Linked DNA regions of Homo sapiens: regions 2 and 3 are each linked to region 1. Evidence: chromatin loops called from intact Hi-C (ENCODE). Cell type or tissue: A673. All regions are shown on one strand. Region 1 overlaps PRKCB (protein kinase C beta). Region 2 overlaps PRKCB (protein kinase C beta). Region 3 has its middle 32 kb from the start of PRKCB.

Evidence for each region. A loop is a pair of places that touch in the nucleus more often than their neighbours do. Peaks named below come from ENCODE experiments on the same cell type or tissue, not always from the same donor. Only the 100,000 strongest peaks of a DNase experiment are listed, where the experiment ranks them.
Region 2: a loop joins it to region 1, with 4 times the contacts of the local background. A loop is called at or near these places in 4 of 110 quality-filtered maps.
Region 3: a loop joins it to region 1, with 3 times the contacts of the local background. A loop is called at or near these places in 6 of 110 quality-filtered maps.

What each region holds. Positions count from the first base shown.
Region 1 is chr16:23,899,196-23,904,195 of GRCh38, reverse strand. The region is part of intron 2 of PRKCB (protein kinase C beta); the gene reads right to left. Among named protein-coding and RNA genes, the nearest start is that of PRKCB, 66 kb to the right of the region's middle. RefSeq lists a silencer at 1-91, a cis regulatory region at 2,725-2,742 and an enhancer at 2,661-2,805. In A673, a CTCF peak has its summit at 2,831; DNase peaks (open chromatin) are centred at 925, 1,525, 2,785, 3,275 and 1 weaker place; H3K4me3 peaks cover 2,485 bases; H3K27ac peaks cover 4,792 bases.
Region 2 is chr16:24,007,851-24,012,850 of GRCh38, reverse strand. All of the region lies in intron 3 of PRKCB (protein kinase C beta), which reads right to left. Among named protein-coding and RNA genes, the nearest start is that of PRKCB, 170 kb to the right of the region's middle. RefSeq lists a silencer at 2,096-2,145. In A673, a CTCF peak has its summit at 2,171 (motif pointing right); a DNase peak (open chromatin) is centred at 2,210; H3K27ac peaks cover 4,343 bases.
Region 3 is chr16:23,801,022-23,806,021 of GRCh38, reverse strand. No RefSeq gene overlaps it. Among named protein-coding and RNA genes, the nearest start is that of PRKCB, 32 kb to the left of the region's middle. RefSeq lists a cis regulatory region at 2,118-2,524. In A673, CTCF peaks have their summits at 2,344 (motif pointing left) and 4,439 (motif pointing left); DNase peaks (open chromatin) are centred at 2,331 and 4,431; H3K4me3 peaks cover 523 bases; H3K27ac peaks cover 1,707 bases.

The sequences.
Region 1 (5,000 bases):
GAGCCCACCCCCTTAGCTGCAGGCCAGGTTCATCCTGGGTACCCTTGGTGAACAAGGTAGACACACCCCCTGCCATCGTGGCCCTTATAGCTCATGAGGGAATCTAGCTATTCACAAGGAAATAGACAAGCTAATGGCAAACAGTGCTAAGTTCTAGGGCAGACACAAACGAGGACTTGAAATAGACCACATATTCATTTAGTCGACACATATTTAATAAGACCACATATTCATTTAGTCGACACATATTTAATAAGGGCCTATGGTGTGCCAGCGTCGTTGCAGACACCAGAGGATGGAGCAGTGGATGAAACAGAGATCCTTAACCTCATGAAGCTTACCATCCTAATCAATATCCAGAAGGAACTTGAAACAGGATGTTAGCAAGGGCCTGTCAAAGGGGGAGACATTTAAGTTGAGACTAGAGTGAGAGCTCACCATGTAAAGAGAAGAAAAAGTATTCCAGGCAGTGGGAACCACTTTCTGCAAAGACCCTGGGTGGAAAGAGTTTCAGTTTCTCCTATCTCCAAGAACAATTCCACTGCTGCTTTCCCCTCTCCGGCATTCTCCTCTTCTCCATCCAAAACCCATAGTTAAAAGCGTATTTTAATACTCTCTTCCCTCCCAGCTATCTGAAAGATCTAGGGTAGAAATCATTTACTTTCTCATATTCCCAAGGCATGTGCTTGCTAATTAATCAAAGTATTATTTATTGTGACTAACAAAATTAAGGCATTTCTGATTGTTCATGCTCTGATGAAGCTTTGAGAATCTTTGCTGCTGTTAGGGGGGAAATGATGTGGTAATACCAATCCCCAGATGTACGGAGCAGACCTGTCTCCATACGCTTAGAAAAAACTAGGACAGAAACCAGGAGAATCTCTATCACTCCCCCACACACACGTGGGTGCACACACACACACACACACACACACACTTAAGTTCCCTTCCGGATCCTACTCACAAAAGCCTGGGGCCATGTATTTTTGTCCTGAGCAGGACAACAAAAGCGGGGCTCTTTACCACAGCTCTGAGTCAGGGGAGGGTTTAGAAATAACATAAGTAGGCTGGGCGTGGCAGCTCACACCTGTAATCCCAGAACTTGGGGAGGCTGAAGCAGGAGGGCTCCTGAGGCCAGGAGTTTGAGACCAGCCATGCAACATAGCAAGACTTTGTCTCTACAGAAAAAGGAAAAAAAAAAAAAAAGAAAAGAAAAAACTAAAAATTAGGTAGACATGATGGCTTATGCCTGTAGTCAAAGCTACTCAAGAAGTTGAGGTGGGAGGATGGCTTGAGCCCAGTAGTTCAAGGTTACAGTGAACTACGATCGTGACACTGCACTCCAGACTGGGTGACAGAGTGAGACCCTATCTCAAAAAAAGGAAGGAAGGAAGGAAGGGAGGGAGGGAGGGAGGAAGGAAGGAAGGAAGGAAGGAAGGAAGGAAGGAAGGAAGGAAGGAAGGGAGGAAGGGAGGGAGGGAAAAACTTTTGAGCTCAGTTCCTGAACGCATTATCATCAAGAGATGACAGTTACCATCATTACTGTGCAGATAATAATGGTGAGGGGTGAGAGACTGGAGCCAGACAACTTAGGTTTCGAACACTAGCTAGAGTCTAGCTGAGCCTCAGCTTCCCCGTCTGTAAAATGGGGACTGCTATAACAGTGCTTATTCCTCAAAGGATGCTGAAAGGGTCAAATAAACAACTGCAGGAAAATGATATAGAATAGAGCTCGGTACAGAATAAGTATTATACTAACTTAATTGTTAACCTCAAAATGGTAGGGGCAAAGGCATCACAGTTGCATAAGATGTTAGCATTAGGGGGAAACTTTGGGTGAGGGGTATGCAGTGGAACTCTCTGTAAATGTTTTGCAACTTTTCTAAAAATCTGAAATTATTCCAAAAATTAAAAGGTTATTTTTTCTAAAGGCAGGGGCAAATGTTTTTTCATTGTCTTCTTGGATCTTCTCCCTTATAAGGAGAAAAATCCAAGTTTCAGAAAATATATGGCATTGTCCATACAGATAAGAGCCCCACCCCACCCTACATACCCTCCAGTTTCCCCCAAGCTGCCCTCTGTCTGCTGGGTGAGGCTGTTTATCAACTGGCTTTGAGTTAAAATCAAATCTCTTCCTGGGGGTAAAAATTCCAACAGACCCAGACCTACAACTGCCATCAAGTTTTCTCTTTCTTTCAGTGAATATTTTTTCAGTGCCTACTGTGTACCAGGTACCAATCCAGTAGCAGTGAAACCATAACGAACAAGGCACACACACTCAGCCACAGTGTCTGTCTGCACCAGCTCTGAGATGTCTGCACCAGCTCTGAGACTTCCAGTGTGTATTTGCAAACCCAGACTGACTTTTATGGCCTCCAATGTTGGGGAATGATCATTGCAGGGTGTCTTCTTGACCACTCGAATTTTTGGGACCTCAGAGAAAATGCTGCCACCAGCCAATTCCCACAAGACACTTCAGGGAAGAGAACCTCACAGTCTCAGACAACAGGCTGCAACTCCTGGGGAACCTGAACAGGCTGGTTGCTGGGCAGGCCTGGTAGAATTAACCCAACTTCCCATTTCATTCCTACTTGACATTCCAGAGAGATGGGCTGGAGAAATCTGCCTTGTCTGTCTTTAAAAGAAGACATTTCTCCCACGGCTTCCTCCTCTTCGAATTCCCTCATCTATCCATCTACTCTCACTCCCCTTCCGCTCTCAAAGCTGTTTCCTGCTGATAAAAACACCCCACAACTTCCAGTCTGCGTAGTGAGATTGCAGCCAGCAGGCTCTAAATGCCGACATACTCCCAATCAAGCAGCAGGCGCCCCCGTTGAGTTAACGATTTTTTTTAAGCAAGAGAACCCATGCTGTCTACTTACCCTTAGGATACAGCCCATTGGGAGAGGGGGTGGGTATGATCGATCATAAAGGACTGGCTGCAGAGAGAGAGGCTCTTGCTGTGCTGTATGAACTATAGGCAATTTGCAAAGATTATATCCCAAACGCTCACGTGCTCAGAGCCCCAGGATGACAGACACAATTAATATTTTTCAAACTATCCTTGGCAATTGTGTTTTGATTAGGAAAAAAAATTAATCTTGTAGATTAGAGAGAGCTGTTCCAGTGTGGGGGAGAGACAGAAGTGACCCTATCAGCTCAGGATCCCCATAGGAGAGGGGGCGGTCAAGAAGGACTAGAAATGGGTCACATGATGAATGCACGGTGCACAGGATCAGACATCACTGCAGAAATCTCTAGCCAAATTTAAAATGCACATGCCATCTTAACCTAGAAATTCCTCTTGCAGGATTTTGGATTACAGACGTACTTGCACATGTGTGTCCACAGTTAGGTACAAGGAGATCCACTCCAGCACTGTTTGTTATGCAAAAGACTAGAAATAACCTATGCCCATCAACAGAAGACCGTATGGGACAGCCACAAAAAAAAAAAAAAAAAAAAAAAAAAAAAAAACCTGTGCAGCTGTTAAAATGAATGAGGCTGCTCTATATGCGCTGATATGAAAATATCTCTAAGATACGTCATCACATAGGAAAAAAAAAGGCAACAAGGAAAAAAATATGTGTGAGGTGCTACTAAGGGTATAAGGTTCATATGCGGAATGTCTCTCTACTAATATATAGGAGACTAATGACAGTAGTACTCCTCCAGAGAACTGAAGACTTGAGGACAGAAGTGGAATGGGGAGATTCTTTATTCACTGTATACCTTGTTGTACCTGTAGGATTTCAAACTTTGCATTGTATATTCAAAAACAAATTATTTCAATTGATAATACAGAGGTAAAAATACCTAGGAAAGGAAGATAAAGGTTTTATCCCTTTATATCTACACATTCATGCACACACATGTACAAACACACAATTTCCTGTACACAGTGATAACTGCATAAGAATTGATATCTCTCGGCTTTATGGAAGTGGTATGTCATAAGCAGTTAGATCAAGGTTTCTCAACCATGGCACTGTGGACACTGTGGACTGGTCAATTCTTTGTTGTGAGGCTGTCTTGTATATTTTGTTCAGTAGCATCCCTGGCCTCTACCCACTAGATTCCAGTAGCAACCCCCACCACCCCAAGTTGTGACAAACAAAATGTCTCCAGACATTGCCAAATACCACCTGGGGGCAAAATCACTTGAGTTAAATTATGGGTCCTAAAGAGTAATAACTGTGTCTTCCTTATTTCCTTCTCTCTCCATACCTAACTGTAATCCCTGCACTTTGGGAGGCTGAGACAGGAGGATCACTTGAGGCCAGGAGTTCGAGACCAGCCTGAGCAACATAGCAAGGCCCTATCTCTACAATAAATAAATAAATAAATAAATAAATAAATAAATAAATAAATAAATAAATAAATAAATTTTATTTGCTGGGCCTGGTGGCACGTGCCTACGGTCCCAGCTCCTCAGAAGGCTGAGGTGGGAGGATCGCATGAGCCCAGGATTTTGAATATAGTGAGCCATGGTCGCATCACTGCACTCCAGCCCAGGTGACAACAAACCACACACACACACACACACACACAGAGAGAGAGAGAGAGAGAGAGAGAGAGAGAGAGAGAGAGAGTTCTTATGGATAAGTAATTACAAATGAACAAAAGTAATTTACAAAGCTTGTTTCAAACGTATATACATGCAAAGTTTGGTACTGGGGCTTCTTGAATGCTGAGATGGCATTTCCACCATTCTGTTTCCTCTGGTAAGTTGCTGTTTGACATTTTTAACAGAGAAATGGCCCTGATCCTCAGCAGAGAGATCTGGGGGAGATGTCTTCCCAAGAGTTAAAGAACAGGGAATGTACTGGTCTTACAATGGATAAGGAATGGAATGTACTGTTTCCCTTAAACTGTCCTTGATAATTATTACCTTGACCTTCCATGCTCTCTGTGATGCCAACCAATGTTGCAAATGCCAATCACTGATCCCAATGTGCCTGCTGCCTGAAAGCCAAGCTGTGGCTGGCATCTCTGCCCCT
Region 2 (5,000 bases), 110 kb before region 1:
GTACTCAGAGTGGTCAAGCAAAGGCTGGAGGGACCCTGACGCCAGAGCACGCAGGGCCTCATGAGTAGGACAATCATATCCTGTATCTTCCAACAGGGACTCTTGTGAGGATGACAAGGGCACCAGCCTTGTGGTACGCTGACACAACAGAACAAACCAATTTGGTTTATAGGCAAGCTTGGCAGAGGAGGACGTATGTCCACCCTGCTTCGCAGCCACTTCAAAGAGTATTTACTTTGTCCCAAGAACAATGGGAAGCCATTGACATGTTTTCAACAAAGAGGATGACATGATCACATTTGGTTTTTAGAAAGGTGTGGAAAGGGTAGGCCAGTGAGACAGAGAGGAAGCAGGGAGACAGGACCAGAGGCTACTTGTCCAGAGAGGGTTAGTGGAGTTGAACAAGGGTCCTCTCAGTGAGGATGGGACATGGTGGCTAAGAGCAGGCTCTAGAGCCAAACTCAAATCCAGACTCTGCTTATTAGTTATGTGACCTGGCAAGTCAGTTCACTTCTCTGGGCCTCAGTTTCCTCCTCTATAAAATAGGTGTTAAAAAAGCATCTTTCTCATAGGGTGAGGATTAAATGAGTTAGCATATATCAATCACTTAGAACAGCACGTGGCATATGATAGGTGCTACATACATGTCAGCTATAATTATTTAGGAGGCACTATAGGATTTGGCCATGGAGAGAAAATGAGGGTGAAGGAATGTCTGGGAACACAGAGCAAGATGCCCCAAGAATTGATCACTGCTCAGTGGAATTTGGGAGATTCACAGTTAAGGAGTGAAAAGGATCAAAGACAGAAAGTTTCATGAGGAAAGGCTGAGATGCAGCATTAAGGAGTGAAGCCAGGACCTAAAGACCAACACTGAAGGCAAAGCAGGTTCAGGCCTCTGGGTCAAGCAAACATTTCTATGATATGCTAGGCACTGTTTTAACCTCTTTGCATAGGTTAACTTATTTAATACTCACCCTAAGAAGTAGTATATTATCATCTTCACCTTGTAAATGAAGAAACAGGAACAGAGAGGTCAAGTGACTTATTTAAAGTGCACAGCTAAGGTGGGACACAATGGTTCATGCCTGTAATCCCAGCACTTTGGGAGGCTAAGACCCATCCGGGCAACATAGCAAGACCCCATCTCTACAAAAAAATTTAAAATTAGCCAGGTGTGGTGGTGTATGCCTGTGGTCCTAACCACTCAGGAGGCTGAGGTGGGAGGATCACTTGATCCCAGGAATTGGAGGCTGCAGTGAGCTATGATTGCACCACTGAACTCTGGCCCCAACAACAGAGTGAGATCCTGTCTCAAACAAAACAAAATAAAACAAAACAAAACAATGAAAACAATGATACACAGCTAGTAGGTACCAGAGCCAAGATTGGAGCCCAGGCAGGCTAGTTCCAAAGTCCACACTCTTTATTAACTTGCAAGGCCACAAACCTGAGCCTATGCATTTCACTCTGCTCTCATCCACAAACTACCCCTGAAAGTATCAGAAGGAATTGTTTAAAAATGGGATAAAATCTATTTCAGCCCAGAAACCAGGGAAAGGTACCAAGCAAATGCCAGAAATGCTTTTCAATAGATAGAAACAGTGAGACTGGAATTGTGGGAAGGACGACCTGGCCCAGTCCTTCTTACCCTACCTCCAATTTAAAAAAAAATAGAGTGGTGGCTGGGCATGGTGGCTTATGCCTGAGTAGTCCCAGCACTTTGGGAGGCCAAGGTGGGAGGATTGCTTGAGCCCAAGAGTTTGAGACCAGCCTGGGCAACATGATGAAACCCCATCTCTACAAAAAAATTAAAAAATCAACCAGGCGTAGCGGCACATGCCTGTAGCCCCAGCTACTTGGGAGACTGAGGCAGGAGGATCACTTAAGCCTGGGAAGCAGAGGCTGCAGTGAGCCGTGATGGTACCATTGCACTCGTAGGCAACACAGTGAGACCTTGTATCAAAAAGAAAAAAAAAATCGAGTGGCAAGGTCTGACTGAGGGAGTAGGTAATTGACCAAATATAAGTGAAGGTGAGTCTAACAGGAGCCTATGAAGTCACTGGCAGCAGCAGGCACTTGAGCAATATTTAAAATGATGAATCTTCCTCCCAAAACCTGCAGGAGAAGCAAGTGGCTTCCAGGCTCACCTGCAGATCTCACTGGACACGAAGAGGGTGCTAAAGGACAGCAGGGGGCGCTATAGCCACTGACTCCTAACTAAGGATATGTCCCAGCCAATTTAGAGCTCAGACACCAAGAGAGAAAAAAGACTTCTGCATTCTTTTAAAGCTCCCTGCCTTGGACTATTGCACACTCTCTACTCTCCAAAGAAAGCCCATTTGACTAAATTTACATTTTCCCTTCTCCCCTCCGATGTGGGGTGGGGGAGACCTTCCACTGACAGTCCCCACCTACGAATGCAGAAGTTGTAAACCGGAGGTTCACAGAAGGAATCCAGTCCAAAAATGTGTTTAAAATACACCACAGTTGTAATTCTTGAATTCTCTGTCAAAATCTAAATTTAGGGGATTTCAGATTTCTCTGGAAAAAAATGGGAAAACTTAGACCTTCATCCTTTAAACAGCAGGAATTAGGAAACGGAGCTGAGTGCCGCTGCCCCTTTCAGATAGGGTGTTCAATGGGCCAATGGGACATGCCTGTGGTCACACACGTCACTCATTCACCCACCTGCCTGGCCCCTGCTGGCTCTGAAGCTGGACATCCTGATGAACAGGATGCTATGTGTCCTTTCAATATCATGTGGCCACACACACACACATATGAAAGAAACCAGCCAGACACAAGAGATGGTCTACTCTATAATTCTGTTTTTTGGTTTTTGTTTGAGATGGAGTCTTGCTCTGTTACCCAGGCTGGAGTGCAGTAGCATGATCTCGGCTCACCGCAACCTCAAGCGATTCTCCTGCCTCAGCCTCCTGAGTAGCTGGGATTACAGATACAAAAACCATCATGCCAGGCTAGTTTTTGTATTTTCAGCAGGGACGGGGTTCTGCCATGTTGGTCAGGCTGGTCTCAAACTCCTGACCTCAAGTGATCCCCCCTACCTCGGCCTCCCAAAGTGCTGGGATTACAGATGTGAGCCACCGGGCCCAGCCTAGTTTTGTTTTTTAAGTGCTCAAAAGCAGGCAAACTGTTTTCCATAGTATCTGCAACATTTTGTATTCCTGCCAACAGTGTACAAGGGTTCCAATCTCTCCATATCTTTGCTAACACTTGTCTTTTTTAAAAAAAAAAATAGGCCGGGCGTGGTGGCTCCCACCTGTAATCCCAGCACTCTGGGAGGCTGAGGCAGCAGAATCACTTGAACCCGGGAGGTGGAGGTTGCAGTGAGCCAGGATCACGCCATTGCACTCCAGCCTGGGCAACAGAGCAAGACTCCATCTCAAAAAAAAAAAAAAAATAGTCATCCTAACAAGTGTGAGATAATATCTCATTGTGGTTTTGATTTGCATTTGCCTAGTGATTAGTGATGTTTAGCTTTTTAAATTTTCATATGCCTTTTGGTCATTTGTATGTCTTCCTCGGACAACTGCCTATTCAAGTCCTTAGCCCGTGTGAAGGTTCCTCAAAACATTAAAAATAGAACTACCATATGATTCAGCACCCTCACCTCTGGGTATTTACCCAAAAGAATTGAAATTAACATCCTGAAGAAATGTTAGCAGTTCCATGTTCATTGCAGCACTCTTCACAACAGCTAAACGTGGAAGCAATCTAGGTGTCCACTGACGAACAAATGGATAAGGAAAATGTGTTTATGCATATGATGGAATATTTTTCAGCCCCCCAAAAAGAAGGAAGTTCTGCAATGAGACAACATAGATGAACCCTGAGGACATTATGGTAAATGAAAAACACTAGTCACAGGAAAACAAATACTAGATGATTCCACTTACGTAAAGTAACAAAAATAGTCAAATTGATAGAAAATCAGAGTGAAAGGGTGGTGGCTACAGCCTGGAAGAAGGGCAAAATGGGGAATTACTTACCAATGGGCATCAAGTTTCAGTCAAGCATGATGAATAAGCCCCAGAGATCTGCTGTCTCGTACTGCATCCATCATCAACAATGATGCATTTTACACTTAAAACTTTGTTAAGAGGATAGATTTCATGTTACGTGTTCTTTCCAAAATAAAATAAAATAGATCACTGGGGGTGGGGGGAAAAGCAGCCAAAGGATTGCTGGTCTGGTAGTGGTTATTTTGATGGATGGGGAGGGACGTGTAGAGATTAGAAGGAGCAAAGAAGGGCTTCTGGGGCTCTGCTTACAAAGAAAAATTCACTGTGTGAGAATTCATCAAGCTGGACACTTTTCCCGTACAATAAACAGTTGTCAAAAACTGTGTGACCAGTCCAGACTAAAACCAGCACCCTTGATTCCAAATTCTAAACTCCTAGAAGAGGCCAATTTGATCCTGTTTGGGAGAGATGTCCACACGCATCTGGACCAAATCAGGCCAAGGCTGTAGGGTCACAGACCTTTGGCAGTGCATATCTGGAAAGGCAGCTCTCAGGGAAGAAAGCTGCCTGCTTCAGGACCATTTGTGCAGGTACACAGGGTTGAGGTCTACCAGGCAGTTTGAGGTACTAGGTAAGAGCATAGCCCCACGGGCCAGAGGGCCTAGAGCTGGACCTCTCACAAGTGACCTTGAGCAAGTCATTTAGTCTCTGAGTACCTCAGTTTCCTCATCTGTGAAATGGAATTATAACAATGATAACCTATCTCACAGGGTGTAATGAAGAATGAAGAATTATTATATGTAAAGTGTTTAGGACAGAATTATATCTATAAATGCTGGCTCTTAGTTTTTTTTTTTTGAAAAAGAATACCAAGACATCCTAGAATCCTAGACCACTGGAGGTGGGGGAGCCCTCATGAGGGCATGAACCTCATGAACACAAAAGAGCAGAGACAGAAAGAAGACTAGGAAACGTGAGGTCTCTTGAGTCCAGAACCAGGGCCTTTCACATCCT
Region 3 (5,000 bases), 98 kb after region 1:
CCAGGAACTCTAGTTTTGAGAATTTATCCTAGACATAAGCTGGAATCTGAGTAAAGATATTTGCTCAAAGTTATTTCTTTTGACATTATTAATAGTAGCAAAAGATGAGAAACAATGTTTCCCACTCAATGGGAGAGTGTTTGTTATATTACAGAACTTCCACAGAAGAATGCTACACAGCCATTTTTTTAAATGAGGTAGATTTTTATGGGCTCTGACATTAAGCAATTTACAAGTTGTAGCACTGGGGACATAAAAGTCTGTAGGTGACATACCCACTTGTGTAAAAAGAATGGAGGATGATATCCAGAGTTAGAGATTGAGATAGAGACACACACATAGAGACACTACAAAGATCATATCACAAGGAATTTACATAAGAGAACATTAATTGTAATTGTTTCTTGGGTGAAAGTAAGAGAGAAATTAGGTGTTCATTGTATACATTTTGTTACTCTGAATTTTACGATGTTATTTTTCTAGAAAATATTCAAATAAAAAATATTAGGAGAGCCGGGAGTGGTGGTTCATGCCTGTAATTCCAGCACTTTGGGAGGCAGAGACGGGAGGATCATTTAAGTCCAGGAGTTCAAAACCAGCCTAGGCAATATAGTGAGACCTCATCTCTACCAAAAATTATAAAATTGGCCAGACATGGTGGTGCAAGCCTGTCACCCCAGCTACTTAGGAGGTTGAAGTGGGAAAATTGCTTGAGCCCGGGAGGTTGAGGATGCAGCAAGTCAAGATTGTGCCACTGCACTCCAGCCTGGGTTACAGAGTGAGACCCTGTTTCAAAAAAAAAAAAAAGAAAGGAATTTTTAAAAAACATTTTTTTAAAATTTCCTTTCCTTTTTTTTCTCCCAGGTTCAAGTGATTCTCCTGCCTCAGCCTCCTGAGTAGCTGGGATTACAGGCATGAGCTACTGTGCCCGGCCAGAAAAAAATTTTTAAAAAGAAAAATATTTCCAGGTGCAGTGGCTCATGCCTGTAATCCCAGCACTTTGGGAGGCCGAGGCAGGCAGATCACCTGAGGTTAGGAGCTCCAGACCAGCTGGCCAACATGGGGAAACCCGTCTCTACTAAAAATACAAAAATTAGCCAGACGTGGTGGCACATGCCTGTAATCTCAGCTACTCAGAAGGCTGAGACAGGAGAATCGTTTGAACCTGGGGGGCGGAGGTTGCAGTGAGCCAAGATTGCACCACTGCACTCCAGCCTGGGCAACAGAGCAAGACCTCACTTAAAAAAAATTATATATATATATATACACACGTATATATATATACACACGTATATATATGTATATATATACGTGTGTATATATATATACGTGTATATATATGTGTATATATATACAAGTGTATATATATATACGTGTATATATATATATATACGTGTATATATATATATATGAGAGATGCCCAAGGGGGGAAAATAAAGTAAAACTCATGCATAATCCTAATTTATAGAAAATTATACAAAGTAAGACATAAAATCCCCCCGGGCTAATCACTGATAAATATTGCCTTCAAGTGCTTCCAGAATTGTTTCTGGGTTTACCCAAATGTAATTGAATAACATTTTGACTTTAATTTATGGATTTTTATACACTTTTCCTCTCCCCACTGTCTTTCCCCCAGCCAAGCAAGCAGAAAGTCAACTTTGAAAGTCCTAGTCTCTGAGGGGGTTTGTGGCAGGTCTGAAAAGCACAATAATCTCCAAGATGTCTTGGCTTTTGCCCTAAAAATCTAAGCCCATAGGAGAATGCAGAGGGTTTGTGGAAGAGCTAGAAAGAATGGAGGGATGTTTGCAGAAGTAAATGGCACTGAACAAAAGGAAGATGGTCATTTTATATTTTGTAACCGATACGAGATGTATTCCTGTCATTGGTATGTATGATTCCCCAAACACTGTTGCAAGGAACTAAGCAGGAGTGTTAGGATTCTGGGAGGTATTTACAAAATCAAATCTGTAAAGAAGGAGAGAGGGATAGAGGAGGAAGAGAGGGGTAGAGGAGAAGAAGGAAGAGGAAAGGAGAATTTAAAACCCAGCTAGTATGCCAAAAATGAGCTAAACTGAGGAGCTGAGTAATAAAACGATCAGATAAGAAAAAGAAAGTTCTGAACGAGATGAGACACAGCTTCCATTTAGTGCAAAGGACATGAAGAGGCAATTCACATGGCTTATAGACACGGGAGAAACCACTCGATCTCACACACAATTAAGGAGATGCACATTGAAACAATAATGAGATACCATTGTCTCCTATGGGACTGGCAAACAGGAGGTGGAGTCTGGCCTGTGAGCACCTCTGTGCACATCAGAAAGCAGCACCCCCTTCTGGGAGGATGTGCCTCGTGCCGGTGACCCGGGCGAGTTCTGGATTTCAGTCCTACTCCCTCGCAGCCTGGGTTTCCAAACAAGCTTAGAACCCTCTGCCAAATTATTAAAGGGTTGAGAGTTTAGAAGGAGATGTTTAGAAGGAGACAGAAAAACACTCTCCCACTCCTCAGAAAACGTTTTCTTGTTTTAACTCTGGCGTTCACACTATAATTCTAAATAATATGATTGTGCTTCTGTGTTTTGATTGATCAACTTAAAACCATATTGTCTCCATTGAAAAGAGCGAAATTTAGTTCAGCCTTATTATCCCCTTTTCCCTTGTTTCTACATCAGTTTTGTTTGATATTATTGTGGGTAAATTCCTGCGGTCACTGAATAAATATTTATTGAGAACCTCCACCTCTTTTCTGGGTGCTGGTTGTTCTAATGACTTTATTATTTATAACTTTTTAATTGCCTGCATGGCTTTAAATAATATACTTAATCATTTATTTTTTCTATTCTTATTCATATAAATTCAGGGTTTTTTTTGTTTTGTGCTTTTGCAAGTAATAGAAACTAACTACGACTGGCTTAAAAGGCATTGTAAAAAGAAAGATTATGGGATGGATACTGGGTATATTAACAGAATCCAAGGAAGGGCTGAACAACCAGGGCTTAGCAGGGCCAGCAACCAGGGCAGCTGCAGAAACTCAGCAGCAGGAATGTGCAAACTTCCTCCTAAGGGGCCACTTTTACATCTCTCATGTCAAAACCCTAAGCTCTGCTTCAGCTAGGGGTATAAGGTCATGTGGTATAGATACGGCTGCTGCTGCTGAGACCATTGCACAAAAAGGCAGATTAATTTTTTATTTGTTTTTTAGAGACAAGGTCTGGCTTTGTTGCCCAGGCTGGAGGGCAGTGGCATGATCATAGCTCACTGCAGCCTCAAACTACAGGACTCGAGTGATCCTCCCAATTCAGCCTCCCAAGTAGCCGAGACTACAGGCGTGCACCACCATGTCTGGCTAATTTTTTAATTTTTTTTTTTTTTTTTTTTAGAGACAGGGTCTTTCTATGTTACCCAGGCTGGTCTCAAACTCTTGGACTCAAGAGATCCTCCTGCCTTGGCTTCCCAAAGTGCTGGGGTTACAGGCTTGAACCACCGCACCCGGCAAGATTAATTATTGGATGACCATCTCTAGAATTGTGCCTATGACACAAATGTTCGTTGTTTTTTCATCAGAAGCTTGCTGAGTGAGAATGGGTTCAGGATCTGTTTGGAGAAAAAGCAGATAACACATCTCCCATCACATCCATGACAGAGTCCCTCTCTGGAAATCAGACTGCCTGTACCCCTGGTGTTTGGCTCTCTCTCCCTCAGAAAACATGGAAGTTTATTTGCACTCAATCGTCTGGGTCGATCCTCTCTCTCTCTCTTTTTTTTTTTTTTTTTTTTTTGTTTTTTGTTTTTTGTTTTTTTGTTTTTAATGTGGTCTTTGCTTTGGTAGACCAAACCTACAGACAATCTCTACAGAGGGAACTGCCAGAAAGTCCACCTCCTGGCCAGGCACAGTGGCTCACACCTGTAATCCCAACACTTTGGGAGGCCGAGGTGGGTGGATCATGAGGTCAGGAGTTCGAGACCAGCCTGGCCAACATGGTGAAATCCCGTCTCTACTAAAAAGACAAAAATTAGCCACGTGTGGTGGCAGACGCCTGTAATCCCAGCTGCTTGGGAGGCTGAGGCAGGAGAATCGCTTTAACCCAGGAGACCGAGGTTGCAGTGAGCCAAGATAGCGCCACTGCACTCTAGCCTGGGGGACAGAGCAAGACTCCGTCAGAAAGAAAGAAAGAAAGATAGAAAGAGAGAAAGAGAGAAAGGAAAGAAGGAAAGAAGGGAAGGGAAGGGAAGGGGGGGGGAGGGGAGGGGAGGGAAGACGGGAGGGGAGGGGAGGGGAGGGGAGGGGAGGGGAGGGGAGGGGAGGGAAGGGAAGGGAAGGGAAGGGAAGGGAAGGGAAGGGAAGGGAAGGGAAAAGTCCACCTCCTGCCTTGTGTGTTATTTTCCTGCCTGTGCACGAAAGCCCAGGTCTGCCCCCTGGTGGAAGCCACCAGACAACCTCAAGGAGGAAATTACTGCACTGCCCAGAAGGCGAAATGCCAGTTTCAGAGAGATACATGCCAATGCTTAGCCTAGAGCCTGGCACAGGCTAAGCACTATATACAGGGGTTCGCTCAAAAAAGAAAATAGATAGATCCTGTTCGTTTAAATGCATTGGCCTTAGGGTCACACCTACCTGAGTTCAAATTCCAGCTCTGCTACCTACGAGTTTTGAAACTTTGACATGTGTTTGGGTTTCTTAGGGCTGCCTTAACAAAGTCACACAAACTGGGTGGTTTTTAAAAAATGAGCTGAGCCAGTCGGTCGCTGTGGTTCACGCCTGTAATCCCAGTACTTTGGGAGGCCAAAGCAGGCCAATCACTTGAGATCGGGAGTTCAAAACCAGCCTGGCCAATGTGGAGAAACTTGATCTCTACTAAAAATACAAAAATTAGCCAGGCGTCGTGGAGGGCACCTGGAATCTCAGCTACTTGAGAGGCTGAGGCAGGAGAATCGCTTGAGCCCAGGAGGCAGAGGTGGCAGTGGGCTGAGATTGCACCACTGCACTCCAGCCTGGG